Linked DNA regions of Mus musculus: all the other regions are linked to region 1. Evidence: chromatin loops called from intact Hi-C (ENCODE). Cell type or tissue: left cerebral cortex. All regions are shown on one strand.

Region 1 (5,000 bases):
AGATTTAATAGCTTTAAGATTGCCAAGTGTTTTAAACGTAAAACCAGTTCTGAGAAGACGTTCCATAAGCGCTCCGGGGTGTGCAGACTTTTTAACACCTAGGCCCTGTTAACATCTAAGAAAGCAACACCATCAATTTTCTAACTCCCTCCAGTTCACTGTTCTGTTGGACACACCTTACAAATAAGGTAAAAGCAATACTGCATTTTGTCACAGCTTCAGTTTTTAATTGCCACGAGTCTTGCGGACAACGTACTTTGACGTGCAAGAGAGGCAAAGATTCCTGCTGCTCTGATGGTCCCCCATAGGACCCAAGTCTTTCCCGGGTCGCGTTTTCTATTCATATTCTAATGTCCCACCGAGGACGTTCCTGTGCACTACAGCCCCCAAGTCCACACCTCAGAAAAGACACAGCAAACGTACCTTTTGTACCCAGTGATTCTCAGTGTGGCTGGGAGAGGTTCTCGGAGTGACTCCATGAATTGGTCCCATTCTCCCTCTGGCACGATCTTGAGTTCCTGATAGTAGTGCTCGAAGAGCTTGTTCTCCTTTACGATCTCGGGATAGCCACCTTCCCAGCCCTGCCAGGAAAGCGACAGGTGAGCAAGCTCCGACCGACACCCGCGAACCCGGCCCACGAGCAAGCTCCGCACGCGCGAGCCCACCAGACACCCCTCTCGTCCCCGCGCCTACCGCCTGGCCTCGCTTTCTGCCGCCGTCGCTGGCGTCTTCCTCGCCCTCAGGCTGCGGCGGCTGCTGGAACCGCCGGCCCCGCGCCCGCCGCCCCATGGCCCACGCGGCTGCACACGCGGAGCGCACACAGCGACCCACCAAACCGCACGCACGCTGCACTTCCGGCTGCATCCCGAGGACCCCGCGGCTGGGTCCTAGCAGAGGCAGTCAAAAAATATGCCTGAAAGACACAACATGCTCCCGCCGAGAACTCACGCAAAAAAAAGGGTGGTATTCCTATAGAGAACGTGTTTCCTCAAATCAACCTTAAACGCCACTGAGCGTGAATCTCCCCGTCTTACACAGAGACTCAGGCACCTGCATGGACGACCTGATCGTAGCGCGTGCGCAGAGAGTCATGGAGTGTTGTCCGATCTGTCGCTGTCCGGGTTAGACTGTGGAGGGGCGTGGTTGCAAGTTAGGCGGGGCGGAGCGAGAGTCTGTTTCGAGCGAAGAGGCGGGGTCTTTGCTGTGTAGGCGGGACTTTGTGGGTGATGCGAGGCTCTGGTGCTCCGCTGTGGCGCTGAGGGGGCGGAGCTCCGGCAGAACTTTTCGCGAGCCAAAGGAGCTCTCAGCCAATGTGTGTAGCGCTCCAAGATCGGGCGGGGCTCTGAGGAGCGGGGCTCGAGACTAAGGCGCCCTCCCCCCGAAGAGGCGTGGCTCCCTGTGTGGGCGGGGTTTTACCCAATCGTTCTCTCGTTTGGATTACGGGCGGGAGGGTATCTTCTGGTGGTGCTAGCCTGTGCTCCTGTCTCCGCCCGAGCAGGTGGCTCGCCCCTCCCCTGGGCAGGTACACCCTGCTGGAGCGCTGGCCCTTGTGGGCTGCTCTGCGCCCTCCTCCTGAGCTTATATGTGGCTCCACTTGGACATCCGAGCATGGAGCACGCTGCTCGACCTCAGCTATGGAGTTGGATGAGTTGCGCCTACTGGATGCGCTAGTCTACCTGGAGGGTTTCCTGGCTTTCGTGGCCTTCGTGGGGCTCCAGATGGTGGGCTCTTCCTACGGCCGCTACTCCTCGCAGTGGTCCGGCCGCCGAGTGCCCGCGCGACCTGCCTGGTTCCTACAGGAGCTGCCTTCAATGGCCTGGCCGCTGTACGAGTGCATCCGTCCTGCAGCCGCCCGACTGGGCAACCTGCCTAACCGCGTCCTGCTAGCTATGTTTCTGATCCACTACGTGCAAAGGTAATGGTCTTCCCTCCTGCGCTTGCTCCCGAGGACCCGCGGCTCAGAGACTTAATTCCGAAATACAAAGGATTGTCTAGAAAGGGAGGTAGAAAGGACCGCACAGAAGCGGTGGAAGTTCGTGTCTGGTCAGGGATAGTGGCACAGTGGTCCGGATTTCTTCCCTGCCCATCTGCAGACTCCGCCCTAAGGAGTATCTGCGATGCCATCCAAGCTGCATTTCTACTGTTTCCCCCTTGGGGAATCTATCCCTGGTAGCCTGTCCCATAGCCAGGTGACCTAGCTTCAGCTTGCTAACAACCTACTCTGGAACCACTGTGGACCCCGAATGTGGACTGGAGCAATTTCAGAGATGTTTTGCTTTCTCTGTGTGAGATGGTATGAATCTTTCCCAGGAGGTGTTATGTGAAAAATGTTTTAGTGACCGCCTCAAGTCTTTGGGTTTTCTAATAAACTGGACTGGACTGTCTCTAGGTCTTATCTTTAACTGACCCAACATTTATTAATAACGTTTAAATGTTTTCATCTAGATTCTGAAAAGTGCACAATTAAAAAAAAAAAAGGATGTCTCTATATCTAAGGAAGTTGAGTTCTGTGACATTTGGGACATGGGAAAGTCTCTTATCCTCTCTGATCCTAAAGTATTCATTTCCCAGAGAGGCTGGGAGAATGCATTGTTGTGTTAATAGCCTCTGCTTTCTTAAATCCAGTGAGGAGAAAGAATGAGTTTCTAGATCTATTGCCCAAAGTCCACTGTGGCCACTATGGTACATGAGTTGATTGATCTTTTGCTGTTTTGTTTTGTTTTGTTTGTTTTTTCAAGACCGAGTTTCTCTGTGTAACAGCTTGGCTGTCCTGGAACTTACTTTATAGACCAGACTGGTCTTGAACTTTCAGAGTTCCACCTGCCTTTGCCTCATGAGTGCTGGGATTAAAGATGTGCACCGCCACCATGCAGGGCTGGGGAGTTGATTTTTGACTGATTTCTTGTCAGTATTAATGCAGGCCCTTTATATGAGGGCACAATCAACATACAAGGAAGACTGAGTTCTGTGTAACCCAAATTGTTGATAGAGTATTCCAGAAGCTGAGGAGATGGCTCAGCAGGTGCATAGCCGTTCAAGCCCAAGGACTTGAGTTTGCATCCCACACAAGATTCTGCAATACCAGTGACCCTGTAGGGAAATGAATGCAGAGATGAGAGAACCCCTAGGGCCCAGGAGCTAGGTAAGATGGTGGTATACACAGCAGCGAACAACAGGTAGAAGGTAAATACCGACAGCCGAAGGTGTCTTCTGACCCACATATATGCATCTCTTCTGTGGCATACGCGCATCTCTCTCCGTCCCTCCCTTCCTCCATCCCTCCCTCCCTCCCTCTGCCCCTCTTTTCCTTCCTCTCTCTCACACACAGACACACACAAGTACAAAAAAGATATGGCCTATGAAATAAAGCTGTTATCAAATTGCTTGGTTTATTCTTAAGAAAGGCTGGGACCTTACTGCTGTCTGAATATCCACTGAACTCCTGTTCACAGAAGTATCTCCTTAAGAACACCAGAATTTGTGTCTGTGTGTGTCTGCAATGGATAAAAGCAGGTCCTGCAAGGCAAAGTGCTAGAGGTATGTAAGTCTAAATTACAAATTCTGGAGATTCCCTTTGGACTGAGAACGTAGCACAGTGGCAGACCAATCCCTTAAGATGTGCAGTGAAGGCTCTGAGAAGGGAGGCACTCTGTCCCTAGCACTGAGAGAAGGGAGGGGACTCACAGACTATTGGAATGAGAACGTATGTGCCGTATTCGATTGTACAGCCAAAAAGATTATCAAAAGCAGCCTATGGATTACATACAGTATTTTGAAGCTAATAACTTGGCCTAAAGAGTTACGAGGAGTGGGGATAGGGTCGACAGTCTTAAGGTTAAACAGACATCCTTGCAGAAGTTATTTTTGGTGTGAGGTTGTGGTGACCATCGCTCAAGGTTCTGATGCTGGCAGAGTCTGGGGAGAGATAAGTCTTGTCAGGAACACATACGTGCAAGCCTCTCTGACTGCTCATTGGCTTTATCTGTCATTAGTACTTGACGAAAGTGATTCTTATTTGAACAGCTGTCACCTTTTCCGTCTTTGATGGAGTACTTCCTCTGAAGTCTGCCTGATCTGGTCCTATGAACGAGGGATGGTAACTGGAGATCAGTGTTCACAAGCGCCCTTATCTCAGGCACATAAATGGGAAACTTAGAAGGAGAAGGAGCAGTTTTCATGAGCCCACTGCGAGGCTCTTTTCACTGTTTCATAGGCACTAAACATCACTGTCTTATTCAAATCCATGCGTTTGCAGACGCTTATCATACAGTAGTTACAGAGTTCAGAATGAGGCACAGAGGCAAATTCAGATCTGTACCGGGATCCGTGCCTTAGAGATAAGCAATCAGATAAGTCAGAGGACCAGTGGGGTTGAGCTGAGACCAGTTGTAACCATTAAACTTGACCTCTCAATTCACGGACTGGGGTCTCAGTTTCCCCAGAGCTTCATACAAGCGTAACATGTGACATTAGTGCCAGCACTAACGTCTAGCAGTGAGAATACATGTATCCCAAACATGTGCAGCACGGGTGTTTTCCTAGCGTGCTTCACAAACCTGCTACCTGCTCAGCCCCCTGGTAGCCTGATTCATCATTAGTTCTACTTTATTTCTTTCTTCCCAGTCTGGAGCAACCCAGCTATTCAACTGGGGGAGTGGGGACAGGGAATCATTCTATCTCACAGAATTCTTTCTCATACCAAAATAACCCATTGTTCTGTTTAAGTTTTCTTACCCAAAACTCAGCCTTATAACTATCATCCTCTTCAGGGCTACCTCTTCTATTTGACGGTCCCTTTCCACCTTGCTTATATTTCCCTCTTTATCTTCGTAGCTTGTGAATAATCTTATTTGTTAAACCCTCCGAGATAGACAAAAAGCAGTCCACTTCGCACTAAAAGAACACATCTTGTGTTCTTCTCATTTTCCTACCCAGCCCCAAACCCTTCAGTTTGATTTTTTTTCTTGTGCTCTGTATATGTGACACTTAGTGACACAGAG
Region 2 (5,000 bases), 1.0 Mb after region 1:
CTGCCACCAGGCTCAGCATCAGGCTACTTTGAGGATCTGCAGGCAACAACGTAAGCAGAGATTGCAAAGCTGTCACCAAACCAGCATTGGTCAGGTGTGAGGGGTCTCGCTCACACCGGAGGCAAAGAGCCTGGAAGGCACGGTTCTCCAGCACTCCTTCTGGCAGCCTTTGCTCACCATCCCTCCTCCCTATCTCACAGATCCTGAGTAGAGCTGCCATTGCCAGAGGGACAGGCAGGGTGTCCAGGGCACTTATGAAACTCAGCACTTCCTCAAAGGAAGTGAAGTAGCTTAGTCTCCTGAAAAGCATCTCTTCATCCTCGTTTTGAAGACTCTGTCCTGGCTGGTTCCATTCCTGCGCCTGGGAGGACCATGGCTCGCCCACGGGATGAAAGTCATTTCCCTTTTCTGAGTGGAAGTTTTTACAGTATGCGTGATGGAATCTGACCCTGAACAGCTCAGGTTGTAGGGAGCAGAAGCACACACTCAGGCGATCTGTGACTGCCTTTGGGGCATGACTGGCAGGGTGAATTTTCAGAGCAACCACAGCTCCAGGTATCCAAAGAATGGACTTATGACAAAAGGCCCTCCGCAGGGTGATGAACGCCATGCCATAGAATTCACAACATGTGACTTAGCATAAGAAAAACAAAAACAAAAACCATGGTCAAATGCTGAGAAAGACAACACCAACGCTACGAAACTAAGAATGAGTATCCCATGACAAAGATTAAAAAAAAAAAAGAACCTTGCAAAAATATTTTAAAAACCAAGGTTTACTTTTCCCACCGAGCCAGGAAACAAGAGAAAGCCTGGGAAGGGGGTCCCCACTCTCCTGGTCCTGATTGCCACACCCAATTGGCTGACACCCAACAGTTGCACCATAACTAGACAAGGCACCGGTAGAAGACATGCACACCCCTTTCTAGGCAGTGTCACTAGGTTTTTTTTTTTAAATGAACTATGCCTTATATCTAAACTCCTTGAGTCCTATGTGTATGTAAGGATCTCAGATTAATGTTTTACCACAACGTAATTCCTCTTCAAAGGCCATGTTCTATGGACAAAGTGAAGGGTGTGCACCAAGGCATGTCTCCTTTAATATGTTTAAAGTTGGCTGCTGATTAAATAGCCCCCCAAACCCCATAATCCTATACATAAGTTACTACTCAGGCTTTCAGGCTTACGCGTCTCTTCAGTTTTCAAAAAAGGCTATTTTTTGAGTAATCAGAACTCATTGACCTTGCTGCGCTCTGGCTCATTCTGAAATTTCTTTTCAGTGGCCCTTGAACACCTTAGTGTTGTCGGGTAGACTGAAGCATCATAGGGCTGACTTCCTGTGGCTTCACTGTGTCTGGGCGAGATGCTGGCTCCTAACCCTAACTGCGATCGCTGCCCAGCCCTTACTTTAAGTCCTGCCTATGGGCTAGGTTACTGTAATTCAGTTCGTCTGGTTGACGCTTTTCCCGCTAAGGACCCTGCAGCCCAAGGAAACCACCTCTGTGTACAGTGAAGCTGGGCGCGAAGAGGAAGAGCTGGAATTCAGATTCTACCTCCAAATCTCGACACTCACGTGATGGGGAAAGGGAACGTCAATGTTGATAATTGCGAGAGAGGAGGAGCAGCCGACAAGATTCAAACTCCGGGTATGAGCCGGGCAAAGCATGGTAATTCGCGCTGAGAAGCTGGGCTGGGGCTCACGCACAATCACAGAAAAGCAAGCGGAGCAGGGCAACGGCGGAGGCAGGCGCCGCGCGACCGGACCGGAGCCCACGGAGCACGAGTGGGGAAGCCCGGGGGTCCTAATCCCGAGACACTTACCGAGCGGCTCCAAGCCGCACCCGGGACAGGACAGACACGGAGCTTCCGAGCCCTGGGAGCGTCCGTACACGGACGCTGCCCCTTACCTGGAGAACATTCCGGCGCGTGCGCGGCACTAAGGCCACCCACCCACCCACATCCGGCGATCAGCGATTGGCCCAGGTCCGCCCGCATGTCTGTTGGCGGTCGTGCGGAGCATGCGTGCTGTGCCGCGCGCGTGCGCAGTGCTCCCGGACTGTGCCTGTCGGAGGAGAACGGGGTTCCGCGCGGGAATTCGCGCCTGGAGGTATTCGGCGGGGGACGGCGGGAGCGACGGAAGCGGTGGGGGAGCCGGGACTCGCGCCTGCGCAGTGGGGATGAGCCGCTGAGTTTTCCGGACCGCGGTGGGGTTCACGGGGAGCACTTGGGAGGCGGACCGCGGTGGGGTTCACGGGGAGCACTTGGGAGGAGTCGGCTCCGCCACCTTTCCCAAAACCTCGTGAGCTCGCACGTGTCACCCATTGGTCCTGTCGAGTCTGTGGCAGTGCTTCCCGATGAACCTTTGAAGGGTTTGTGTCCTAGCTCCCCAGCGGATAAGCCACAAGTGCTTAGAAACTAACTAGAGTTGATTCACTCAGGAAAAGATAATTTTATATAGGCCGGCTACCACTCAGCGTTAGCCACTGGATAGAATGGCGGAGTGTGGAATCCCAGAGCCCTTTATCTTCTTTTTCTCTTGGTTATCTCCGGGGTAAGGCATGAATTAGAAATACCGTCTCTGTGTAAAGTCCATGTACGCTGACTACTGATAGATGCAATGATGCCATCTTTGATGACGACCAGTGCTTTGATTAGGATCTAGCAGGAAACACGAACTCCCCAGTTTCACGTGAACATTGTACAGTTACAGTTTTGGTTTTTTAAAGATTACTTATTTATTTTATATATATGAGTATACTGTGGCTGTACTGATGGTTGTGAACCATCATGTCGTTTCTGGGACTTTGAATTCAGAACCTTTACTTGCTCCGGAGGATCCTGCTCGCTCCAGCCTAAAGGTTTATTTATTATTATATGTAAGTACACTGTAGCTGTCTTCAGAGGCACCAGAAGAGGGCGTCAGATCTCATTAGGGATGGTTGTGAGCTACCATGTGATTGCTGGGATTTGAACTCAGAACCTTGGGAAGAGCAGTCAGTGGTCTCTTAACTGCTGAGTTACAGTTTGTTTTTGTTTTTTGTTTTTGTTTTTTGTTTTTTTTTTGCTTTGTTTTTAAACGGCAGAAACAATAGCCTTTGTAAGCGACACTGTGTTTGAGCATGGCTTAGCCCCTTCACCATTCAGGCTTATGATCCTAATTCAGAGTACAAATGGGCAGAAAGGCAGATCACTCCTATAGTTAGGCACTAATGAATGACAGACACTTGCAAGACCCAACAGTAGCTAGAAATCAAGAGTGGGTTTCACGCCATCAGGGACAATTCAAAAACGTCACTTTTGTATACCTCCTGTCTTAATTCTCTCATACTGCGATTCGTTTAAAATCAGTGCTAAGGAACAAGTTTAGAGAAGGCTGTTTGAAATTATGTTTGGGTGTCCTGCGGGCTACCTGCTTCATTAAACAGTGTACCCCTTTCTTCCTTTTGTGGTTTTTAGTCTCACTGTTAGAGTTGCAGCTGATGACCTGAGGTGATGAGAAGGTTTTTGTTACTTTATGCTACACAGCGAGGACAGGCAAAGGCCATAGCAGAAGAAATAAGTGAGCAGGCTGTGTCACACGGGTTTTCCGCAGATCTTCACTGTATCAGTGAGTCAGAAAAGGTAAGAGCAGCTATTCCTGTGCATTTTCCTGTACTTTGTTGTGGAATGAGGCAGTATACCCATTTTTTGTTGCAGGGGGTTTGCCCAAGCTAGCCTTGAACTCACATTGTAGCTTTGGAGAAATGAACTTTGGATCCTCCTGCCAACTAGCTGAGTCTAAACACAGAATTATACATTTGAATTAGGTTTAAAAAAAACCTCACAGCCTCATTGCACTGCAGCCCATCTTCACTAGGATAGCTCCTGTTGCTCCTCGGTTCTTTCATTGTTTTAAAGTGTGTTTGTTTATTGGGACAGAACAGGGCTCTTTGTAGACCAGGCTGGCCTTGAACTCTAGAGAGCCACGGGCCTCTTTTATCTTTGTTTCTGCCTCACCTTGACCCTGTAAAACCCCTTTGCTCATGTTACTTGTGTGTGTGTGTGTGTGTGTGTGTGTGTGTATGTGTGTGTGCATATACCTACCCATGTACTGCCTTGCTGCTCAGCGTGTCCCTTGACAGATAATGGGCCTGTTTACTTCTCATGTTTTCCTGAAATACAGAATTCGATAACAGTCTGGGGGTAGATGGGGCTTTTCTTGTGTGCCATGTGGAGGGAAAAGTGTTAAACTCTTCTGACCTCCTGGTGCCATCAGCGAAAGTGAACTAGCCTTTGAGTTACTGGGCAGCGTTATTGAGGCATCTAGTCACAGCACTGTTGACCAGGATATGTTTACGGTAACTCGGCCAGAAGAAAAATTAGAAGGAAGCATGCAAGACAGGAGAGTGGGTTCATTGCCTCCAGTTGCTTTGTCTTGATCTTGCCAGCGTGTTAAATCACAAATCTGCACTACTTACTGCATCCTTGTTTTGTAGTATGATCTGAAAACAGAAACTGGCCCTCTGGTGATGGTTGTATCTACCACGGGTACAGGAGACCCACCTGACACAGCCCGGAAGTTTGTTAAAGAAATACACAACAAGACACTCCCCACGGACTATTTTGCTCACCTGCAATATGGATTATTGGGTAACTGACTGTTTCCCTTCTACTATATGCAGTTACTACTTTGATATATGAATATATCTTTCAAAATCTTGAAATAAAGTTGCATAGGCCTTTTTATTTTTATATAACTATTACATCTATGTAAAATGTAGAATTGTCAGTCATTCTCCAATTTGTCTTAATTCTCTCATACTGTGATTCGTTTAAAATCAGTGCCAAGGAACAAGTTTACCCCAGAGCAATGCTCTGATCTCTCCTCCCTCTGTCCTGGGTGTGTCTGAGGGGTCAAACCCAGGGCCTTGCAGTGAGGGGAGCACTTTACCACTTAGCCACACCCCAAACGCTGTACAGAACCTCTCCAGCAGCCTTGGAACTGTTTCAGAATGTTTACT
Region 3 (5,000 bases), 1.0 Mb after region 1:
GCTCTACAGCTGCTTTAGCACATGCGATCAAATATGATGGCTGTCTAAGGTGACAGGGCATCATGCGTGAGGGACTGAGGGATCACACCCCTGTTTATTCTACCCTGGCTGTCGTCCTTAGGAATCTCTGCTTTGCAGCTCTAGACAGACTGCATGAGCCTTCATACGCTGGAAGTTCTTACTGCCCTGGATGAAGGACATTCTGCAGGCAGGGAGGGAGAGCTTGTGACACATAAGGACACCATCAGCCCTCGCCTCCACGTCTGCAATTCCACACATGCAGAATGGATTCTGGATAATCCCAGCAAAGCCAGAGTGGGGCCTGTGGAACACAGTTTTCCTCCAAACAGCTTTCTACAATCCACCCTAGCACGCCGGAAAACACATTCTAAAGCCACTTAGGCGATTTCTTTTTAATGTCACTGTTATACTTTGAGGGATTTAATAAAAACCTTCATAAAAGGGCATTTTCCTCTGACTCGGCTTTTCCATTTCAGGGGGCAGAACCGCTGTGCACAACAGAAGGAGAAAAAAGTAATTTAAAAACGCCTTTGAACCGAGTCTGCTCTGCAGCCTCTGGAAGTGTATTTCTCAGGGAAAGACAGGCTGCTAGAGCCCCCTAGGGAGCAGTGCAGGAGCTGACCACATTTTAGATGGTAGCATGAGAGGACAAATTTATCATCTTATTCAGCCACATTACCGGGGTCTTAAGTAAGTTTGCAGCCTGCAAAGCAGGACTGTGGTGGACTCCCTGGGGTGGATGAGTTAGAAGATCAGGGACACTTGCCAGCCACATGCTCATCTTTACTGCGGTCCTCTGCATTCCTCTCTGAAGGGAAGGAGGGCTGGGCAGTTCATGGGTGGGCTGCTGGGAATGGACAATTAGTGAAAAGAAACTAATTGTTAGGAGCTACAGCTAAAGAGCAATTGCTAGCTGTATATATACTGGGTGTACTACATCTCATGCCACACTGGTTACCTAAATCAAGTGTGTGTGTCTGTGTGTGTGTGTGTGTGTCTGTGTGTCTGTGTGTATATGTGAGTGTGTCCCTGTGTGTGTCTGTGAGTATCTATGTGTGTGTCTGTGTATTTCTGTGAGTGTGTATCTATGTGTGTGTCTGTAAGTCTGTGTGTCTCTATGTGTATGTGTATGTCTGTGTGTATATGTGAGTGTGTCCCTGTGTGTGTCTGTGAGTATCTATGTGTGTGTCTGTGTGTTTCTGTGAGTGTGTATCTGTGTGTGTCTGTAAGTCTGTGTATCTCTATGTGTGTATGTCTGTGTGTATGTATGTCTGTGTGTCTATGTGTGTCTGTGAATGTGTGTGCCTTTGTGTGTATGTATGTATGTGTGTCTGTGTGTATATGTCCATGTGTCTCTATGTCTATGTATGTCTGTGAGTGTATGTCTGTGTGTAACTGCATGTCTGTGCGCCTCTATGTGTGTGTGTGTCTGTGTGTATCTGTATGTCTGTGTGTCTATGTGTGTTTGTAAGTGTGTGAACCTTTGTGTATGTGTATATGTCTGTATATATTTGTGTTTGTGTGTCTGTGAGTGTCTGTCTGTATATATCTGTATGTGTGTGTATATCTGTATATGTGTGTGCCTTTGTGTGTGTGTATGTCTCTGTGTGTTTATGTCTGTGTGTGTGTGTTTGTATGTCTGTGTCTATGTGTCTCTATGTATTTGTGTGTATATGTCCATGTATGTGTCAGTATGTCTGTGTGTCTCTATGTGTGTGTCTATGTGTGAGTGTTTGTGTGTGTCTGTATGTCTAGGTGTGTGTGTATGTGTGTAAAAGCTGATATCTAAATTTTTGATGTCTGTATGTCTGTGTGTCTATGTGTGTGTGTGTGTGTGTGTGTGTGTGTGTGTATCTATGTGGCTCTATGTGTGTGTGTATGTGTGTGTCTATGTGTGTCTGTGAGTGTGTGTGTGTCTTTGTGTGTGTCTGTATATCTGTGTGTGAGTTCTGAAAGTATTAACAGTGGCCTTTAATCCCAGCACTTGGGACGCAGAGGCAGGTGGATTTCTGAGTTCGAGGCCAGCCTGGTGTACAGAGTGTGAGTTCCAGGACAGCCAGGGCTACACAGAGAAATCCTGTCTCGAAAAACAACAACAACTACAAAAACAAACAAACAAAAAAAACAGTGGCTGAGATTGTGTTGTTATTTTGCTTTTCATCAAAAAGCACTCTACTTTGCATAAAGAAAAGTTTCCTGGAGCTGCCTCTTATCAGACAGAGCACCCGACACCCCAGTTTATCTCATGTGACCTGGAGAACAACTTTGTCCCTATGTTGGGAAGTTTTCTACACAAACAGAACTTAATTTTAACTAGTACAAGAAAGAACCTTCTACGGTGTTTGTCCACGTGGGTATGCATGAAATACTGATATGAGCAGTTTTTGCTCATAAATAGCCACTGAAACAAAACCATGCCAATGTTCCTTCGATTTCATAATTAACCCAAGAAGCTGCTTCAGATTAGGTTCACAGTGTATGTAAAGCATAACCTTTCTAATTCAATAGCTGACTGTTGTTACACTGAGGGTCTGCGTTTCCACTTAGGCTGTGTTTATTCCTTACAGACACACCACTGCTCAGGGGTGGGGGGCAAAATGCAGTCTAAGATATGAGTCCCAGCTGCGAGTGAGAAATGGCCGTGGCTGGGACAGAGTTCTCAAACTCCTATGCACCCAGACTCTGTGAGAACAGTGAAGAGTTGAGAGCTCTCCTCCTGTGTACCCAGAAACTACTGGGGATGTCAAGGAGTTGGGAACAGGGATTCAGGCCTGCTATGAGCCTGGGGAGAGAAGGGGGGCTTAGCTCCAAGTGAGTGCCAAGATATGGAGAAGCTGGAAGAGAGCCTCCTACAGGAGACTTTAGGCACTGCTCTGTATGATGAAGTCATTTGAGAGGAGAGAACCTTAATTAATAAACTGCCTCCATTAGACTGGGCTGCAGGAAAGCCTGTAAGTCATTTTCTTAATTAATAATTGATGGATGAGGGCCTAGCCCATTGTGGGAGGTGCCACCCTGCTCCTGGGTTCTATAAGAAAGCAAGCTGAGCAAAGCCATAGTGAGCAAGCCAGTAAGCAGCATCCCTCCATGGCCTCTGCATCAGCTCCTGCCTCCAGGCTCCTGTCCTGCTTGAGTTCCTGCCCTCACTGCTTTTGTATGATGAACTGTGCTACAGGGCTATGAGTGAGGGAAATTCTGTTCCTACTTTGCTTTTGGTCCTGATGTTTCTTCACCGCAACAGTAACCCTAAGACATTGTTCTTATTGTTTCTACCATCTAAATGGAGGATGTTCCCCACACCCTGGACCTTGCAGGCATTGTAACTAGGACCAGGGCTTGTTACCACTGCTACCTCAGACCCCGGGGAGCTGAGACACCCTAAGTAGAGCAGCCCTGGCACTCCACTGACCCACCGATAGATCATGGGTGGAAAGAGTGACCCAGTGTCCTCACAGTACTTACTCAGGACAAGTAGTGGCTTCTCCACTGTTCCCAGAAGGACACTTCATCCCAGTTCCCACCCTCAGGACACACTTCACTTGCATCAAGCTCACATCTGCCCATCCCCACTTCCTGACGTGTCTGCACCCGTGGTTGTGATGGCCATATTCTTGGTGTCCTTGTACCTCAGCCCAACGCCTCTTTCTTGCCTGATAACCATGCCTGCCTCACTAGTATCAATGTATCACAATTGCCCTTCACAAGCAGTAACATGCAGCCAGGGCTATACAGAGAAACTCTGTCTCAGAAAAACAAAAACAAAAACAAAAGAAAAACAAAGCAAGCAGTAACATGGGGCCCTGACCCAGACTCCAGTATTTAACCCCACCCAACCCCAAGACCAGTTCCACATGCGATCCACAGTTCTGCACCCCTATACAACTTCTCTGGACTCTGCAGCTCAATGCAGTTTGTCCTGGGCACCACCCTCTGCCTAGAGCTGCACCACCTCTGACGCCTCTAGTAGTAGTAGTGTGACCCCACCCCACCCCACCCCGTACTTTGGCTAACTTCCCTGAACACTATCCGAAGCACTCAGTCCTTCCCAACCCTCTAGTCACAGTTTTACTACCACACCTGAAGTCCTGTCCTATCATAGTCTGGACAGCTCCAGTATTATGGCCCCGCCCCAGGCCTCTCCCTAGCACCGAAGTCCCGCCCTTGTCAGGTCCCTTACGGCCCTCAGGCCCCTCCCTGATAGTGCGGTCCCCGCCTCCCTCCCGCAACCCCATCCCCACCCCACCCCTGCTCTGTTTGTTGGACCTGCTCACCTGGCCCTCGCGACTGAAGTAGCTGCGCTCCTTGGGGCCCTGGTGCCTTGGTGGGATGTAGCTGAAAGCTGGTAGTGCTGAGATGGGCAGAGGTCGGGGTTTGCCACGCAGGGTTTCGGAGGTGACTTCCTCCTCCTCTCCCCCCTCCTCCTCTCTTCCCTCTTCTTTTCCAGCCTCCTCTTCCACCTTTCCCTCCTTCTTTAAGCCACCGGGGTCCATCGCCCTCCGCTCTTTCTTGGCCAGTTCCTCCATCAGGTTAGGTGGCTTCTGCGTCCCTCCAAGCGTCTGCACTCGGCTGTTGCCTGGCAACTACGCCTTGGTCTCAGCATCCACTTAGTGACAGAGGTTGGGACGTTCCTTGACGCCTCCTTCTAGGTTCTTTTCACCACACCCTGAAAGAGACCTGGCTTTCCAGGTAGGAACTGCCAGGGGGACCACACCCAGTCCTCTACATCTGATTCCCAGCAGTTTGTTGTAGTCTCAGGGCATTCTTTAGCTTTGCAGATCACGACAGAAAGCTACTATGTGTCAAGATCTGAAGGTACAGCCCTGAAACAAACAGCCCTGGGTCACAGGGAGCTTACAACCTGGAGAAGTTAGATGACAAAGATGAGCAAGGCTTCAAAGATCCCGGACAGAGTGATCCAACAGAAAAATGAGGGCCACGTGTATATTGCACATAATAGAAAAGCTAAAGGCATGGAAGCA

What was found. A loop is a pair of places that touch in the nucleus more often than their neighbours do. Peaks named below come from ENCODE experiments on the same cell type or tissue, not always from the same donor. Only the 100,000 strongest peaks of a DNase experiment are listed, where the experiment ranks them.
Region 2: a loop joins it to region 1, with 4 times the contacts of the local background. A loop is called at or near these places in 14 of 42 quality-filtered maps.
Region 3: it touches region 1 in a loop (3-fold over the local background); 12 of 42 quality-filtered maps call a loop at or near these places.

What each region holds. Positions count from the first base shown.
Region 1 is chr13:69,607,882-69,612,881 of GRCm38, reverse strand. Srd5a1 (steroid 5 alpha-reductase 1) reads left to right here and starts at 1,419. Exons shown (of 5, transcript NM_175283.3): 1 at 1,419-1,915. The coding sequence starts at 1,635. It overlaps Nsun2 (NOL1/NOP2/Sun domain family member 2), which reads right to left and starts at 866. Exons shown (of 19, transcript NM_145354.5): 1 at 694-866; 2 at 424-581. The coding sequence starts at 789. In left cerebral cortex, a CTCF peak has its summit at 2,149; DNase peaks (open chromatin) are centred at 1,245 and 1,835; H3K4me3 peaks cover 2,318 bases; H3K27ac peaks cover 1,136 bases.
Region 2 is chr13:68,579,172-68,584,171 of GRCm38, reverse strand. Mtrr (5-methyltetrahydrofolate-homocysteine methyltransferase reductase) reads left to right here and starts at 2,003. Exons shown (of 15, transcript NM_172480.3): 1 at 2,003-2,107; 2 at 3,457-3,621; 3 at 4,476-4,629. The coding sequence starts at 3,493. Fastkd3 (FAST kinase domains 3) reads right to left here and starts at 1,962. Exons shown (of 7, transcript NM_027123.5): 1 at 1,822-1,962; 2 at 1-633. The coding sequence starts at 610. In left cerebral cortex, a CTCF peak has its summit at 2,937 (motif pointing right); a DNase peak (open chromatin) is centred at 2,055; H3K4me3 peaks cover 1,995 bases; H3K27ac peaks cover 1,145 bases.
Region 3 is chr13:68,597,020-68,602,019 of GRCm38, reverse strand. 1700001L19Rik (RIKEN cDNA 1700001L19 gene) reads right to left here and starts at 4,581. Exons shown (of 3, transcript NM_027035.1): 1 at 4,293-4,581. The coding sequence starts at 4,544. Gm34903 (a long non-coding RNA gene) reads left to right here. Exons shown (of 2, transcript XR_382605.2): 2 at 122-467. In left cerebral cortex, CTCF peaks have their summits at 615 and 2,880; DNase peaks (open chromatin) are centred at 262, 612, 4,234 and 4,589; H3K4me3 peaks cover 1,081 bases; H3K27ac peaks cover 1,368 bases.